Linked DNA regions of Mus musculus: regions 2 and 3 are each linked to region 1. A link is a loop called in an ENCODE intact Hi-C map of the cell type or tissue named here. Cell type or tissue: gastrocnemius. All regions are shown on one strand. Each heading gives the region's core, and the rest is flanking DNA. Links, peaks and the distances in the headings are about the cores only. Region 1 holds the start of Sugct (succinyl-CoA glutarate-CoA transferase). Region 2 holds the start of Yae1d1 (Yae1 domain containing 1). Region 3 holds the start of Cdk13 (cyclin-dependent kinase 13).

What was found. Hi-C counts contacts between places; a loop is a spot of excess contacts. Peaks named below come from ENCODE experiments on the same cell type or tissue, not always from the same donor. Only the 100,000 strongest peaks of a DNase experiment are listed, where the experiment ranks them.
Region 2: a loop joins it to region 1, with 5 times the contacts of the local background. A loop is called at or near these places in 3 of 42 quality-filtered maps.
Region 3: it touches region 1 in a loop (6-fold over the local background); 11 of 42 quality-filtered maps call a loop at or near these places.

What each region holds. Positions count from the first base shown.
Region 1 is chr13:17,692,350-17,697,796 of GRCm38, reverse strand. Sugct (succinyl-CoA glutarate-CoA transferase) reads left to right here and starts at 3,032. Exons shown (of 14, transcript NM_138654.3): 1 at 3,032-3,158. The coding sequence starts at 3,065. It overlaps Mplkip (M-phase specific PLK1 intereacting protein), which reads right to left and starts at 2,384. Exons shown (of 2, transcript NM_025479.6): 1 at 1,977-2,384; 2 at 1-955. The coding sequence starts at 2,312. The coding sequence ends at 755. In gastrocnemius, for the core only: no CTCF peak of the experiment used is centred there; DNase peaks (open chromatin) are centred at 2,420 and 2,808; H3K4me3 peaks cover 3,111 bases; H3K27ac peaks cover 2,202 bases.
Region 2 is chr13:17,990,728-17,996,174 of GRCm38, reverse strand. Yae1d1 (Yae1 domain containing 1) reads left to right here and starts at 2,824. Exons shown (of 3, transcript NM_025904.3): 1 at 2,824-2,994; 2 at 4,426-4,547. The coding sequence starts at 2,869. In gastrocnemius, for the core only: a CTCF peak has its summit at 2,752; a DNase peak (open chromatin) is centred at 2,814; H3K4me3 peaks cover 2,301 bases; H3K27ac peaks cover 1,412 bases.
Region 3 is chr13:17,801,458-17,806,904 of GRCm38, reverse strand. It overlaps Cdk13 (cyclin-dependent kinase 13), which reads left to right and starts at 1,808. Exons shown (of 14, transcript NM_027118.1): 1 at 1,808-3,467. The coding sequence starts at 2,254. In gastrocnemius, for the core only: a CTCF peak has its summit at 3,282; DNase peaks (open chromatin) are centred at 1,519, 2,190, 2,664 and 3,247; H3K4me3 peaks cover 4,912 bases; H3K27ac peaks cover 4,573 bases.

The DNA.
Region 1 (5,447 bases), core at 345-5,344:
TGATTCACCTCAAGACCAACTAATAGATCCAGCTGAACTTCCACTGGAACTTTAGAAACTATGAACCAAAGTCCCTCCTTGGTTTTCCTTTGGCATTTTATCACAATGAAAATCAACATACCACCTTCTTTTGCTTCAAGAGAAAGTAAGCCTACAATGCTCCAAATATAGAGAAATTTGGGCAGAGCACTGAACTGCATATATATAGTTTATTCTGGCCTTTTGTGAATAAAGAAGTATAAATCATATTAAGTGACTTCCAGTGATTTTAAGTTTCAATATCTTAACAAAAATACAAAAAAATGGATGTAGAACTATTTTCTATTAATAAATATATAGAAAACTGTCTAAGATAGCTTGTCATTTCATTAAAAAATAGTTTGCAAAACATTTACCCTCAAAGTCTAAGTGATTACTGAAGCATTGTTTTAGCAATTCTACATATTCACAAAAATCACAATTAGGAAGACAAAAAACGTTTTATTTTAAAACATTGAAAAAAACAAATGTCTGTTATATTGGAAATGTCAAATATGAAAACTGTGTTCTATGATACACACTCCCAGATAGCTAAATACTGTAAATTGTCCTATCATTTCCGCTGTTATCAACACTTGATAAAGTTGGAGATATACCAAAGGTCTGCTAATCATTATTCAAAGTCATCATCCTTGGGTTCAACTCTTTTACACAAGTAAAAGTTCTGTCCAGGATGTTCCTGACACATGAAGCTTCCAGGTGAATTTCAGAAATATTAAGAAAAGTATCTTCCTTTTTTGCCTGTGAATGTTTGCGTATTGCTGTACTGTTGGCTTATATCCACTACAGACACTGGTTCTAGGCCAGCCCAAGGGTCTTCAAGCATTGAAGGCTTAAAATAACTTTCCAACTCATTAGACATTCTTTTTTCTCTACCACGCCCTGATCCAAATGGTGTAGATGTCCTTGGAGAACCCTTTAGGAAAAAAATCATCAGTTAAAAATAAAAACATCTAGTAAGAGATAACTGGTACTTTCTCCTCTAGTTTAATATTAGTGGGGAATCACATTAAAAGTTGTCAATTGAAACCCAATATATTCAGTTGCAAATTTCTTTAATCTAGTGCTTTTAAAAATTACTAAAACCAATTGTATATTTCTCTTTTAGAAATGTCTGCTATCATCTTAAAACCTTTCAGTTTCTAATGTGATAACCAACCCTGCAGCTATTAAATACAAATAAACCCAGTACAAGCAGTGGTTCACTGTATTCACTTCTTGGAAACTTACTTTTTAACCTGATAGGCTTCAAATTTCTAGAACTTTTATATTGCATGAAAATTTTCTATTCTTATTAACTCCAACTCATAAGGATTCATATGGGTGAGCATATTCAATTTTGCAAAACCACCGAGATACAAGTTGTTAGCTACTTCCTGTCTTGTATTCACTCATGGAGAAGAGGGGAAGTTTCCTCAATTTCAAATTTTCTATTTTTCCTTCAAGAGAACTTTGAGTAGGTATAAATATGGCTCGAAATAAAATAATTGTTTCTTTTAAAAAAAGCAAGGATGCAAAAACAAGGGAGGGACATCTGTAGGAAAATGGCAGTAGACTACAGTCTAGAGGTGCCATACTACACAATAGGGAATCATTTACTGTCCTCCCCCTAGGAATCCAGGACAATTCACTGAAATAAATGACAAAAAACCCAAAACCAAATAAAAACCTCTGGGGGTGGGTGGGAGAAGAAATGGAGGATTAAAGAAGTTTGTATACGAATGTGGTATGCTGGCTGAGAGCAGTTTCTGTGGACAGAGAACTAGAGCTCCGCCACTTATGGTAGTCTTAGATAATTTCTTTACGCCTCAGGTTACTCATCTGCAAAACTGGGCCAACGTAGTATCGGAGGATTAAACAATCCACGGAAAGGGAATGTTTCGTATCACGTCTGCCATCACAGGAAGAGTTCGGCAAACGCTAGCTATTGTCTTTACCTGGGGGTAGGTCTGCTGCTGCCCTGGGGAGTAGCCGAACTGATGCTGGGACCCCGCGGGGGACCTGGAGTAGGAGCCTGGGTAGCCGCCCGGGGACGGAGACCCGAAGCGGGCCCCCGAGAAGTTGCCGCCGTGCCGCGGAGACTGGCTGCTCCCGTACGGCCTAGCCCGGGGCCCGCAGGGCGGAGTGTGGTGCGGACTCCCGTACCCGTCCCGCGGGGAGGGCGGCCGCGGCCCCCCGCCCAGGGCACCCCGGAAGTTATTTCCGCCACCCCAACCTCCTATCCCCGGGCTGGGGTACGGAGGAGTTGGGGGTCGAAAATTCGGTCGGTGCATATCAGGAAACGAAGCCGCAGAGCTCACACGCCGAACGCCTCACCGGAACCTCTGCGATCAACCGCCAGAAGGAAACTGGTATTCCTCTATTTATACACCCTTCCGGCTCCCAGCGGACTACCGCACCTTAGTTCCGGCTGCACAAAGGTTCCGATCTCACCAAGTTTCTGCAAGAGGGCAGGTAAACAGGTCACTCAATGGAAGAATGGTGGGCGTGTCTGAGAGGAGGAAAGACTGTAAAGGGGAAACTAAATCTCCGGCCGCAGCACGAGCACAGTCGTCAACGGTCTTCCCGGAGACCCCCAGTACACGAAGACGGAAGCGGAAGAGAGGAAACCGATCATCAGGCCTTATTGGCTGTGAGGGTGGGAGAGGGGCGTGCGGGTTCCGAAGAGGGCGGATCAGAGGGGTAGGGCCATCCGTCTTGGAGGCTTCCGGGAAGCAAGGAGTGAAGCGTCAGCCGGATTCGGGGGCGGGGCCATGAGCCAAGAGGCGGGGCCGAAGGGTGTGAGGCGAGAGACTCGGTTGAACAGGATCGTCCAAGGGGGCGGGGCCGAGTGAGACTGAGGTGGAGGCCTGGGCGGAAGCGGAGGGCGTGGTGGGCGGGGAAGAGTGCGAGGGCGACCAGGGGGAGGGTCTTTGCGGAGGGGGCGGGGCTGGCGGCGGGGCCGGGCTGGCTGGGGGGGCGGGGCTGAGGGGGCCTAAGGTCAAGGAGGGAGGTCGCGGGGCGCTCTCGCTGGGGTTGAGGGGCGATGCTGTGGATGCTGGCCAGGGCGGTGGCTTTTCGGAGACCCGGCCGAGGCCTGGCCGGCGGGAGGGGGCTGTGGACCGGCCGCCCGCAGTCAGGTACCTACTGACACTGAGCGCTCGGGCTCCCTGAGGGGAGCGCTCGCGCCTCGGGGGCTCCTGTCGCAGGGCTCATGGCCATGGTCGTGCCCTGCTTCTCTTTTCCACCCCTGGCTTCTAATCCCCCAAGGTTTGGTAACTTAGGAAACAGCACCTCCCGCCAAAAGCTGAGTTTTAGAAAGCAGACTGCTGCCTTGAAAACTTAAGCGAGCCTGTAGTAATTAATGCTGGACTTGAACCCTGCGTTTACGTTCTTGTAAAATGGAAGTTGACGAGGTTAGGAAGTAGAAACAGAAATTTAAAGGGGAAAAAAAAACCCACGAAAACATACCCCAAACTTAAAAATCTTGTAATTATAAAGAAACGGGATAATTAAAAAATGCTATCTTCTGCATAAGATACCTGTCTTAGACATTCCTGTAGAAGAGTTTTGTGGTCTTTCCCTAACTCCTTCAGATACTAAAATCAACTTGGGATTTTAGGACTCATCACATTAGACCGTGGATATGTGAGGGGGTTATTGGTTTAGATTTTTGTGTGTGTGAGTGTATTGTTTGCGTGTATGCACATGCACCATTTAACGTACCTGATGCCTTTGGAGATCAAAAAAGAATCAGATTTCCTGGAACTGGAGAAAATTGTGGTTGTGAGCTACCTTGTGAGTGCTGGGAACTGAGCCAAATCCTCTTGAAAGAGCAGTAAGTGCTCTTAACCACTGAGTCATCTCTTCAGCGCCTGGCCTAAGGTTTTCATTCATCCATAGCATCTTTCTGAAGCATTTTGGCCTTCAGTCTCTGACATCTTCGGTGACATAACTATAGAGTATATCCTCAGCTTTATTCTTTATTAATGGAGACATAAACACAAGGGCTTATGGGGGGGGGTGAGGTTGTTTAATTTTTTCATGCCCCTGCTATATTCTTGGATAATTCAGTTCGACTTTTTTTGTTTTGCTTCATTTTGTTGTTTTGTTCTTTGTTTGTTTTTTTGAGACAAGGTTTCAATACATAACCCAGGCTCGACCACATTTCTTATTTCTGAAGACAAATTGTATAATCATGGAGGGATAATGTCATCATCAGGATGTAATGATATTTTAGCGCCTGCACACTACAGCTTATCTAACATTTATATTGTTCTTTACTGGCCATAATTTCTGTTTTATCTTTTCTTTGTCTAGCTTAGAATCTAGCATTTGAGCAGTCATACTTATGAATGTATATTTATTCACACATACATGTCAGTGAGTCAATAATCTGCCTTATGAAGGAAGCTGAGAAGTGGGGTGGTAGGCACCAAAAGTATGTTTATTATTATTTTTATAACTGGCAGAAAATAATGCAGAATTGGGTCTCAGCTTGCCCTATATGAATTACCTTCTCACTTGAATTCTGCTTCTAGAATGGAACTGAATCCAGGGCCTGTGCATGCAGAATGGGCTCTTTACTGTTGGGCATCAGTGCACTCCTAGTCCCCGGAATCTATCCACACAATACACTAAAAACCTGGGAGAAGAAGAAATACAGGGGGAATGTTGCCAGGTAGATTAAGCCAGTGTTCTTCCCAGCGCATTTGAAAGTGTAGACAATGATTGTCCCAAACTGAATCTTTAATAATTATGTGAAACTCAAGACCAATGTTAATCCCTTTAGAGACTTTTTTCTTTCAAATGAAAAATTTGGCAAGAATAATTAAATAATTTTTTTTTAGACTCACCTAGAAGATCAGAATTTAGGCTTCTAAATTTTATGTATTCTTTCCTTAGAAATACAATCATTTGAAAAATGAAATTAAAAAAGCATAAAAATCTTGAACGCAGGCAGGCATGGTGACACATGCTTTTAATCCTAGTATTTGGGAGGTAGAGACAAATGGATCTTTGTAAGTGTAAGGCTAGCCTCATCTTCAAACTGAGTTCCAGGATGGCTAGAGCTGTGTAAGAGAGGGATTCTGTCTCAAAAACAAAAATTACTGTGTAGCTTCTTTTGGATTTACAGATTATAAGTATACTCTTAGCTTGTGAATCATAGCTATATCTAGGATATTCCTAAACTTTAGGCTGGAATTTGCAATCTGACTGGCTGATCTGGTGGGCCCAAGAACCCTATATTGAAAATTTATATAGTGACTTTAGTGAAAGCATGAGAGGAAAGAAAAATTTAGTTGTGCTTCCTGGAGCTATAAAAATTAAAGAACTGTAACAATGACTGTGAATATATAGTAGCGTTCTCTGGGAGGGAAAAGGGAATATTCTATTTCAGTTAGCGAATAGACATGGTTCCTGCACAA
Region 2 (5,447 bases), core at 236-5,235, 300 kb before region 1:
AGACCCTCCTTTCTGTTTACATATGTTCACTCCCCTGGTCACTTGCTCCACCTCTTGACCTAGGGTTGACTTTATTTACCTCTTGGATTAAAGGAGTGTGCTAGGGCTGAGGAACACAGGTACTTGTTTATCATAAACAAGGTCTAGTATCAAAGGCTGAGCCATACAACAGCTAGGAACAGGTTTTACAGTTCACAATCTCTGGGTTCACAATGTGATCAAATATCCTTCAACAGTTGTATGAAAATTTCTCAGTGAAAGGGGCCACAGTGAGAGGCTAGATCTTTTAAATTCGCACTCCATTTTTTTAGAGAACTTGGCGTAAGTTTAAATTCAGGTAAACTAATAGGCTGGTATCTAACATTAGTTTCAAAGTTATTCCCCCAGCAAAACCCAAGCCTAGCTCCAGTCCCACCCCCAACAAGGCCAGCATTTCCAGGTTACATCCACAACAAGACCAGTGTCACCAGGTTATTCCCCCAACAAACCTGCACCCCCTGGTTACAAGCCTTACCTAAGGACCAACAATGCAGAGGGGAGCAGAAATTAAATCTATGATGTGACTCCCAGCATCAAACAGTTATATTAAAGGCCACAGTAGCTTTCCAATTAGATGCTTACAAGCTTACCCCTACTTGCTGCTTAGTATTAGGCTTTGCCCTGATAGCTATCCGGGGCTCCTCTCTCCACCAAAACCATCCTTCATGTCAGTGGTGAGCTGAGGGGCCTGAGCTAGCCCAAATAAAATAAAGACCCTGCTCTAAGTTACATCAGATTGGCTCCTGACTGGTTTTGTTTTGGTTTGTTTGTTTGTTTTGAAATGTCTAAACTTCCCTGGCACTACAACAGCAGAAGGGCCACAGCAGAGAAAGTTGAAAACCTGTTTTAAAATGCAGTAAGACAATTTGTGTGTGTGTGTGTGTGTGTGTGTGTGTGTGTGTGTGTGTATACACATACATATGTGCTTTCTTGTGAGTATTCAGGCGCAGGAATGTTAGGGTGCATGACAAAGGACAACTTCAGCATCATTTCTTAGGTACTATGCACCTTTGGTGAGGGGGGCTGGATTAGCTGAGCCTGAGTTTACTATTCTGGCTGACCAGAAAGTCCCAGGAATCCACTTGTGTCCACCTTCCAAGATCTGGAATTACAAACTCACATTATTACATCTGGCTTTTTTTAGTGTGCGGTATGGGGTTCTAATTCTTCTCTTCTTCCTTGCAATGTAATTATTTTACTGACTAAGCTATAGCTCAGATAGTTCAACTTTTAAAGGGTATATATTCATTGAAAGGTGTGGAGATGTCTCTCAGTTGGTGCAATGAATGCTGGAATCCTGTATCCAATCCCCAACACCACACAAACTGGGCATGCTGATGTACATCTGTAATCCTAGCACTCAGGAGTTAGACACAGAATAATCAGAAGTTCAAAATTATTCACACCCTCCTACATTTTTTTCGCTCTTTTTAATAAGAGGCAGGACAAGATTATCTGTTTTCTAATATTTATTTTTACTTATATGTGTATGTATTTGTATGCATGTATGCCATGTGTGCACAAGCACTTTTGGAGGCCAGAAGAGGGCTTGAGACTCCCTGGAGCTGGTGTCACAGGTGGTTGTGAGCCATCACCCAATTGTATGTAGATGCCCAGAACCAAGTTAACATCCCCCAGAAGAGCAGCAAGTGTTTGTAATTGCTGAGCCATCTCTTCAGACCCTGTCCTTTAGGGTTTATCATGCAAGGGTTGAGTTGGATTTTTTTTATTGCATTTGTTTTCATATGGTGTGTGTGTGTGTGTGTGTGTGTGTGTGTAGGTCAGAGGACAATTTGTAGGAGTTTAATCTCTCCTTCCATCACGTGGGTCCTGGTGATTGACACCGTTCCTGGGACTTTACCCACTGAGCCAACTCACAGAAGTTTTCTATCTTACTCATTTCAATCACTATTTCTATGGCTTCCTATACTGCCATTTTGCTTCTAATTAAGATCTCTATATACATACACCTTATCACATTTTATATTTGGTTTTATACATACATTTATAGGATACAAAATTCTCTCTGAAGATAAAAAGTAATAACTTTGTGTAGGGGATAACTTATTGACAGAGCATATATTCCTTATTGGCAAAACTTTTGCCTTCAGGACAAAAATGTAAAATAAACTAAAACAGTAACCTGTTTCCTCTTCCCTCACAATGATTACTTTTTTCATATCACTTACAGTCTTCAAACTATGAGTTACTTATAAGTATTGTTGGCTAACTGGCCGTTTCTACACTAATAGGAAGTCCATTGGGACTGAGAACTTTTATTCCTATAGTGCGCTGTCCCAAAATGATGAGTGATGCGAAATAGGTATTCAAAACAAATTGTCAGAAAAATTCAGTTATCACATGACAAAACAAGAACGCTACTGATGTGCAGTTCTTCAACATGAACTCCCAGCCAGAAGTTGCTAAATGCTTGAGCCACATTCCTTAACTCTCCTAGTCAAAGGCTAAGAGGGAAATTGCCAATGGACGCTGGTTTTACAAAAGTGTTCCCATTACTTAATCTCAAACCGATCCTAGAATCAGCTTTCACATTCTAAAGTTCTTGGCTGCACGTGGGCGTCCAATGCCTTCAGCACTTGCAGAAACTGAATCTCAGCCCTTGAATGGTGGGACTTAGCTTGCAGCACCCAGCTAGCCCCACGCTGCCCATCCCAGAGGCGTAGGAAGAGACCCAACCCTTAGCCTCCAAGCCGCAAGGGGAGCCGCACACGCCCCTCCGTCCCACGCCTTGTCCTTTCGTCCCGCCCCCCGAACCGGAAGCACTTGCCCGGGTTTCCGGCGGCTCCGGGACTCGTGGTGTTCCGGGCGATGTCTTGGTTTCGAGCGGCTCCGGAGAACGCGAGCCCTGGAGACCAGGACGTGTTTGACGAGGAAGCGGACGAGTCTCTGTTAGCGCAGCGGGAATGGCAGGGTCACATGCGGAAACGAGTCCAAGTAAATGGACGGGACGCGGGAGAAAGGGACTCCCAGGCGGGACCCGGGGGCTCCCTGGCAGGGGCACGCACGCAGAAGCCTGGGCGGAGGAGCGCGGGTCTCCGAGCCAGCGCGCTCCAGTGTTGCCGGGTCTTAAGAATCCTGGTTGTTTCTTGGTGCTCTTTCGGAGCCCCACCGGGTTTGGAGCAGGGACATTGACCCTACTCTACAACGTGAACTTTATTCAGTCCCTCAAGAGTGTGCAGTTTGGGGTCGGGGGAGCAGAGGAGGAGAAATGCACACCCACTAGGCTGATGGCCCGCAGAGAACGCAGTCACAGAGAGTCCAAAGTTAGGCGTGATGTTATCAAGGCTTGGAGAAGGGTGAACTGAGAATGTTGTCAAGGGAAGGTAAGGGGGAGGTAGAGAAGGGAATACTGTTCCAGCTTTACTTTAAATGCGTTATTCAATCCGGACCTGTCTTGCCATTCATTGAAACTTGCTTAGTACTATTTGGGTAGAATCGGCGCTTTTTCTGGGTGAGAACTACTTGCTAAGATCTGTCTCCACATGGGGGTGGATTCCAGAGTATAAAGACCTGCGTTCGATCCCTGGAACGTACTTTGTGGAAGGACAGAATGGGTTTCTGGAAGTTATTTTCTGACCTTCACGCTCAAGGAAGTAAATAAATGCCTCCCTCAAGAAAAATAAGTAAATATATGTTACTTAACTGTTTAAAAGATAAGAACTGCATCCACCCAATATACTAGCCATTAAATTACCCTCTTAAAGCTGCAGTTATGTCAACCCTAATTTAATGTTCCAGTAAGTTCATATTTGTTGAGCCCAGCAACCATCATATCATTACAAAAATACCATAGGAATCCAGGGCTAAACTAATAATAATAATAAGACAAATCTCTATGCCACAGTTTAGATTAGATTTCTAAAATCAGACTTCCTCTTCACTGTTCCTAAAATAGTTCCCTCTTCCCAGGCCTTGCCAGCCTCCTTATCTATCCTATTCTAGTCCGTTACCAAGAGACCAGACATGTAGTTTCCCATTTCTGTGAAGACCTTGCTAACACAGTTTTTAAAAAAAACATAACAACTGATATTTAATGTTTGCACAGTAACCCTAGATTTCCAAAGTGACTTCCCCGTGTGGCATCGAGGCATCTGCCTGTCATCGATTAGGAGAGTGAGGAAGGTAGGATAAGGAGCTCCAGGCCAGCCTGGAAAACATTTTAAAAAAATAAGACAGATCTGACAAGGAAAGATGAACCAATAATAAGATTTTAGGAGAAACATTCTGCTTTGGATTTATGTCTCTGCCATATCATAATTCAGTTAATATAGTACAAACCTAAATTTGTCTTCAAAATTGGTTCAGTGCTTTTCCTGAGAAGACTCACTTGGTGTCAGTTACAACTGGGTTTTTTCTTCTTTTTAGGAGGGTTACAGAGATGGGCTAGATGCCGGCAAAGCACTTACTCTTCAACGGGGCTTCAATCAAGGGTACAAAGAGGGTGCAGACGTCATTATAAACTATGGACTCCTTAGAGGAACACTGAGGTAATTTTAAAATTTTAAATGATGAATCATTTAGCCACAATTCTAATGAAGGTCTTTAATAGAGGTAATATGTAAAAATTCAGTGTTTAAAAGTGTTTTTCGGGGGCTGGTGAAATGGCTCAGTGGGTAAGAGCACCCGACTGCTCTTCCGAAGGTCTGAAGTTCAAATCCCAGCAACCACATAGTGGCTCACAACCATCTCTAACAAGATCTGACTCCCTCTTCTGGAGTGTCTGAAGACAGCTACAGTGTACTTACATATAATAAATAAATCTTTTTTTAAAGAAAAAAGTGTTTTTCGTGCTGTTGGGTGCATGGCTCTTCAGAATGTAAAGTACTGCTTTCAGAAGGTTTTCTAGGAGTTGTTGGTTAATTCCTCCATTTCACTAGGTGTCCCAGCTGCTTTTCTCTTGTTGCCATTTGGCAGAGCACTGATCACTCAGGAGGGGTTTTCTGCTAATAAAGAACGCTGTTTTACCTGCACACGTGATAGAGGACAGATGGTGGGTCTTTCAGCTGGAAGTCCACGGGGGAAAACCGTAATTACTGAGAGAAAGAGGTCTTGCTTGTTTGAGCCCTGAACTTTAAATACCTGTAGGATACCATAGCAATAATGGCAGAAAATAGAGCCACAAAGTCAGGTCCAATGGTGACAAAGAGTTGGGCCAGCCTCTTTGATGGGGATAGTTTTTAGACTGTCCTTATAGAGAAACAAACTGCTGCAAAGAATCACATTTAAAGAAAAAGAAAAAAATTGTTTTAAATTTTGTTGAGACTTTTAGAAAATTAAGGAGACTATATAATTGAGAAGAGGAGGTAATTCGCCAAGCATTCATTTTCGATTCGTGTTTATGACCTTAGGAAGCCCAGTGTTCCCACCCATTGACCCTTTACTTCTAC
Region 3 (5,447 bases), core at 316-5,315, 110 kb before region 1:
ACTATGGACCAAGTGTTTTTTGTACGGACAAGAACAGATGACATTCCTAAGTGCAGTGAGTAGCTTATGCTAGAGGAACTATTATACAAACATCTATTTGCCTCTTCTTTTCTATTCCAGCCTTATTTCTGTTTTTTTCTTGGCAAGATGGGATGGGGGAGAGGGTGTTATTATGTAGAGTTCTGATAGGCCAGAACTCACCATCGTCCTTGACCTGTTTTAACCTCCATTGTATTGGGAATAGACATATGCCATTGCATCAGGCTTTGAAAAGCAGCATAATGGGACAGGTTGATATTTTTCTGAAAAGCTCTCCTCCTTAGTACTCCGAGTTAACAATGATGTCAAGAAGAAATTTGCTTTAGGTAACATACTTCTGAAATTTCGTTTCCCAGTATCTTTGCTTTGCCCCCTTCTGTGTAGAAGGTTCCACTGGGTGTTCCACTCAGGCCTGTCTTTGTCAGAAGTAGCTATTCAAACCTATCTTCTAGCAAGTATCTTTTGTAAACTTCAAAGTCTGAGCTTCCATCAGTTTGTGAGATGATGCTGAGGTCAACTTGATTACTAAGTATTTAAGAACTAAAAGCCAGCTGATGATCTGAATAAATTTGTTAAGGGGTAATTACATGTACCCACTGAGCAATGTTTATCTTCTTTCCAGTATTAATGACCAATAAGCCTTTTAGATTTTAATCTAATTACCCCGAATACCTAGCCTCTAACTGAAGGGCAATCTTAAGGCAAGAGATGAGGGCATTATGTAGCTGACAGCTCATAGCTTTAGTTAGATATAATTACAGGTGAAAGTACAAAGAGGGCAGCTTCCACTACTACAAAATGTTTTTAAGGTTCCTGGGATTTTTAGTAGTCCTCCTTGATATTTTGACTCATCTTTCAGATTTACTTAATGCTTTTGCTTTATAAAGAGATTTACTTATTTCATGTATGTGACACATCAGAAGAGGGATCCCCATTACAGCTGGTTGTGAGCCACCATACTGTTGCTGGGAATTGAACTCAGGACCTCTGGAAGAGCAGTGAGTGTTCTTAACCTCTGAGCCACCTCTCCAGCCCTGTGTAAGGCTTTTTAAAGGTTCCGAAACGTCAGTGTCGCGGAAGCTCGAAGCTATGAACACCAAGTATATTTTTAGGTTACGATGGGTCCTTGAACTTGGGCGTACGTGAGTCTAGTCAAGCTAACGTCACATTCGCCCTCTGTGGGGAGTCTGCTCTCACAGATGTTCCGATCCCGTGGCTGGGGAAAAGGTAGTCGTCAAGGTTCTCCCGGGTCCTGCCGTGACCTTTTCACTGGAGGCGAGCAACAAGCGCCATGAGTGGCGCCGGAGGGAAGGCCTCCAGCGACAGCACAGCGCAGCCCACGCCTCCTCTCCTTTCTTTAACCCTGCTCCTCCGTCCCACCCCTGCCGGAAGTGGAGTGGCTCCTCGCGTCACTTCCGGTGACGGCCAGGGTCCCGGCGGGCGCGAGCACGCAGCACCTCCCCTCGCCCGCGCTCGCTCTCTCCATCGGCGTCCCCGAACGTGACGAGCGTGCGCGCCGCCGACCTAGCGTTGGGTTTAGGGGCAAAAGTCTTGAGGAACGCGGCGAGTGGGTGGTGCGCGGCGAGGGCTCGGCCAGCCAGTCGCGTCGCCGTCCCGCAGGGAGAACGCGGAGGGCAGGGAGGGGCGAGCGGCGCGCGCGGAGCCCGCGTGGAGGGGCGGAGGACAGCGAGCCGCGCCCCCGCTCCGGAAGCTGCGCGCAGTGCCCTCGGGGCGCCAGGCCCAGGCCCGTCCGAGCGCCGCGGGGTGTCGCCGCCGCCGCCACAGGACGACGTGGACGCGCCGCGGCCGGCCGGCGACGGAGGCGTGCTGTGGTCGCGCCCACTGCCCTCCCGCGAGCTCGCCCCCGACGTCAGGACGATGGAGTGAAGCGCGGCCCGCGGTGGCACTTCCGCGTTGCGCCGCCGGAGCCCGAGGCCGCCGCCGCCGCCGCCACCGCCGCCGCCCGGCACGGCCGGCTTTCCGCCGAGGATAGGATCCTCCCGCGCCAGGCCCTGACGCCGCTGCGCACACACCGCGACTGGAACCGGGGACGCGCGTCCCGACCCGGATTATCGTGGCGCGACTCCCGGCCGGCCCTGCTGCTCGCTACCCCTCCGCCGCGGCTGCCGTCCCCCTTCCCGGCGGGGGACATGGCCAGGGTCTGACCCCGGAGGAGGCCGCACCCGCGCCGCACTCTGCGGCGGGCTCTAGGCGATGCCGAGTAGCTCGGACACGGCGCTGGGGGGAGGCGGGGGCCTGAGCTGGGCCGAGAAGAAGTTGGAGGAGCGCCGCAAGCGGAGGCGATTCCTGTCCCCTCAGCAGCCGCCGCTGCTGTTGCCGCTCCTGCAGCCGCAGCTCCTGCAACCGCCGCCGCCCCCGCCGCCTCTGCTCTTCCTGGCTGCCCCCGGCGCGGCCGCCGCCGCAGCCGCCGCCGCCGCGGCCTCCTCCTCTTGCTTCAGCCCGGGCCCTCCTCTGGAGGTCAAGCGGCTGGCGAGAGGCAAGAGGCGCCCCGGAGGGCGGCAGAAGCGGCGCCGCGGGCCCCGCGCCGGGCAGGAGGCGGAGAAGCGCCGGGTCTTCTCGCTGCCCCAGCCGCAGCAGGACGGCGGTGGCGGTGCCAGTAGCGGCGGGGGTGTGACCCCGCTGGTGGAGTACGAGGATGTGAGCTCCCAGTCCGAGCAGGGGCTGCTGCTGGGGGGCGCCAGCGCGGCAACGGCGGCGACGGCTGCCGGGGGAACGGGGGGCAACGGCGGGAGTCCGGCCTCCTCCTCCGGCACGCAGAGGCGCGCGGAGGGGTCGGAGCGCAGGCCGCGCCGGGACCGCCGCAGCAGCAGCGGCCGCAGCAAGGAGCGCCACCGCGAGCACCGGCGGCGGGACGGGACGCGCAGCGGCAGCGAGGCCTCAAAGGCCCGCAGCCGCCACGGACACAGCGGCGAGGAGCGGGCGGAGGCCGCCAAGAGCGGCAGCAGCAGCAGCAGCGGCGGCCGCCGCAAGAGCGCGTCGGCTACGTCCAGCAGCAGTAGCAGCCGCAAGGACCGGGACCTCAAGGCCCACCGCAGCCGGACTAAGTCGTCCAAGGAACCGCCCTCGGCCTACAAGGAGCCGCCCAAGGCCTACCGGGAGGACAAGAGCGAGCCGAAGGCCTACAGGCGGCGGCAGCGGTCCCTGAGCCCGCTGGGAGGCCGGGACGAAAGCCCGGTGTCCCACAGGGCCTCGCAGAGCCTTCGGAGCCGCAAGTCCCCCAGTCCGGCGGGAGGTGGCAGCAGTCCTTATTCCCGGCGGCTGCCGCGCTCCCCGAGCCCCTATAGCCGGCGCCGCTCGCCCAGCTACAGCCGCCACAGCTCCTACGAGCGGGGCGGCGACGTATCCCCCAGCCCGTACAGCAGCAGCAGCTGGCGGCGCTCGCGCAGCCCCTACAGCCCAGTACTCAGGTGAGTCCTGTCCCCCCAACCCTAGGAGGCGGGGAAGGTGGGGCGAGGCGCCTCTGGTTTACTCGGTCCGCTTCCCAGGCCAGCGCTCCGGGTCGGAGGGTGGGTTTCTAGCGGAGAGGGGAGTGCTGAATGCACCTGTGAGGGTGGGAGGGACCAAGCGACCAGCCTAGGCAGGGATGAGTCCTAAGAGTTCAAAGTTTTTAACTTGTTGCTTTTAACTGTCAGCAGGTTAGTGCAAAATGCTCTCCTTTTCCAGCATTGCTATTTTGGCTTAATTTGTCTTAATACCTGCTTATGGAGAAAACGTCACTTTGTTGGTGCTTTACTAATATACAGGGACTTATATTAAAGAGCAATCAGATTCAGGAGGTGATGTCAGTTAGATAAGGATTGCAGATGTTTCATGTGGTTAATACGGGGATGGGAAAAGCAGCTTTTGTAAAGTTTAATACTCAAAATACATGTAAGTAGATGTTGATAAAAATAGTTTGAAGATAAATTATATATGAGAGTGATTCTTGTGTTGGGTAGGTTTTTTTTTTTAAATCTGATCTTTCAAAGTCATGGTTTTAAAAAGGAGGGGGAAATGACAGCTATGTCCAGTACCCAGTTGCCAATAATATATATAAGTGGATATAGTGGTACAGCGTAACTGCGTGAATGGCTTAGTACATTCTCAGGCCACTATAAATCTGAAACTGCTCACTGTAAAGTTAGGCCTTTTAAGTAATAACAATTCTCATGAACGTGTTCAGAAATTTTTGTAGAGATAATATAATCTGAAATTTGAATACTGCTTTTATATAGCTGTTAAGCCATTGTTATACGGTAACAGTCTGAAAATGTGTGTATATTGATACATATCTATTTTGTAGAGTGAATTAAAAGTAGCTTTTGAGTACTTTGCAGGTCTTGTAGCTTCTTATATTACTTAACATATTTGGGCCATCTAGGTTTTATGGTTTGGTAAACTAGTCCTAGGATTGACTAGGTTTTTAAAGTTTTATAACTTTATATAGTCATTTAAGTATGTAATGGCAATTTAAATAACGTGGTTAGATTTGGTAAGGTTTAGTAAGGTTGGTGGTGTGTACTACATAGTACAGTTTGTGTGATTAGGACTGCATGCTTAGCAAATATCTAAGAGCACATATTATATGTCAGTGATAGTTTTGGCAGGGCAGTGTAGCAGTGAAGAAAGACAAAGTTACTGTCCTCATAGAGCTAGCATATAGAAAGTACATTTACTAGGGAGTCTTCATGGTGTGTGTATTGACCAGCTGTATTTCCAAAGGGTTCATTTTTGGAAGAAGCTTTTCAGTAATATTGGTCAACATTTCTAACAACTGGCTATGTGGTTCACTCCTGAATACATCAGTAGGTGGGAACACATTGTTTGGGCAGTCTTTGTTGGACTTGAGTTCAGAGATGATTTTCCCAGTTTCTTTACTGCATGATTTGTTAGGCTTCTTAGCAAAACCATTGACGACTTAGTTTGCTAAACAGTAATATTTAATACTTGCCTTTTTATTTTATAAAGTATAGATTTCCCTAAAGAAATCTAAAGTGGTTGAATTGTGAATAGTTTGAATTGTTAAAAGTCTTCATATGGAAATAGAAATCTGCATCTGTGTATAATGCTTTGGAATGTACACAACAAGTTTGTGAACTAGTTCTTTAAATCTTGGAAGATAGTTGTCATGTTTCCAGGTCTTCTCTCTGGGCCAATAGCTTTGGAATTTTTTTTTTATTATTATTACAAGGTATGGACTTCAGGTTTTTTATTTTGTTTTTGTTTGTTTGGTTTGTTTGTTTGCATTGTGTTGCTTGTTAAATGCTATTCTTAAAATTTGAGGACCAGAATTGATGACTAAATAGTTACTTGAAAAACAAGATTTAGAAAAATAGCAAATGTACTTACTGCTGAGGAACATGAATTCACTTGTCCAGCTTAATGCAAAAAGTTTTATTTGTTTCTAG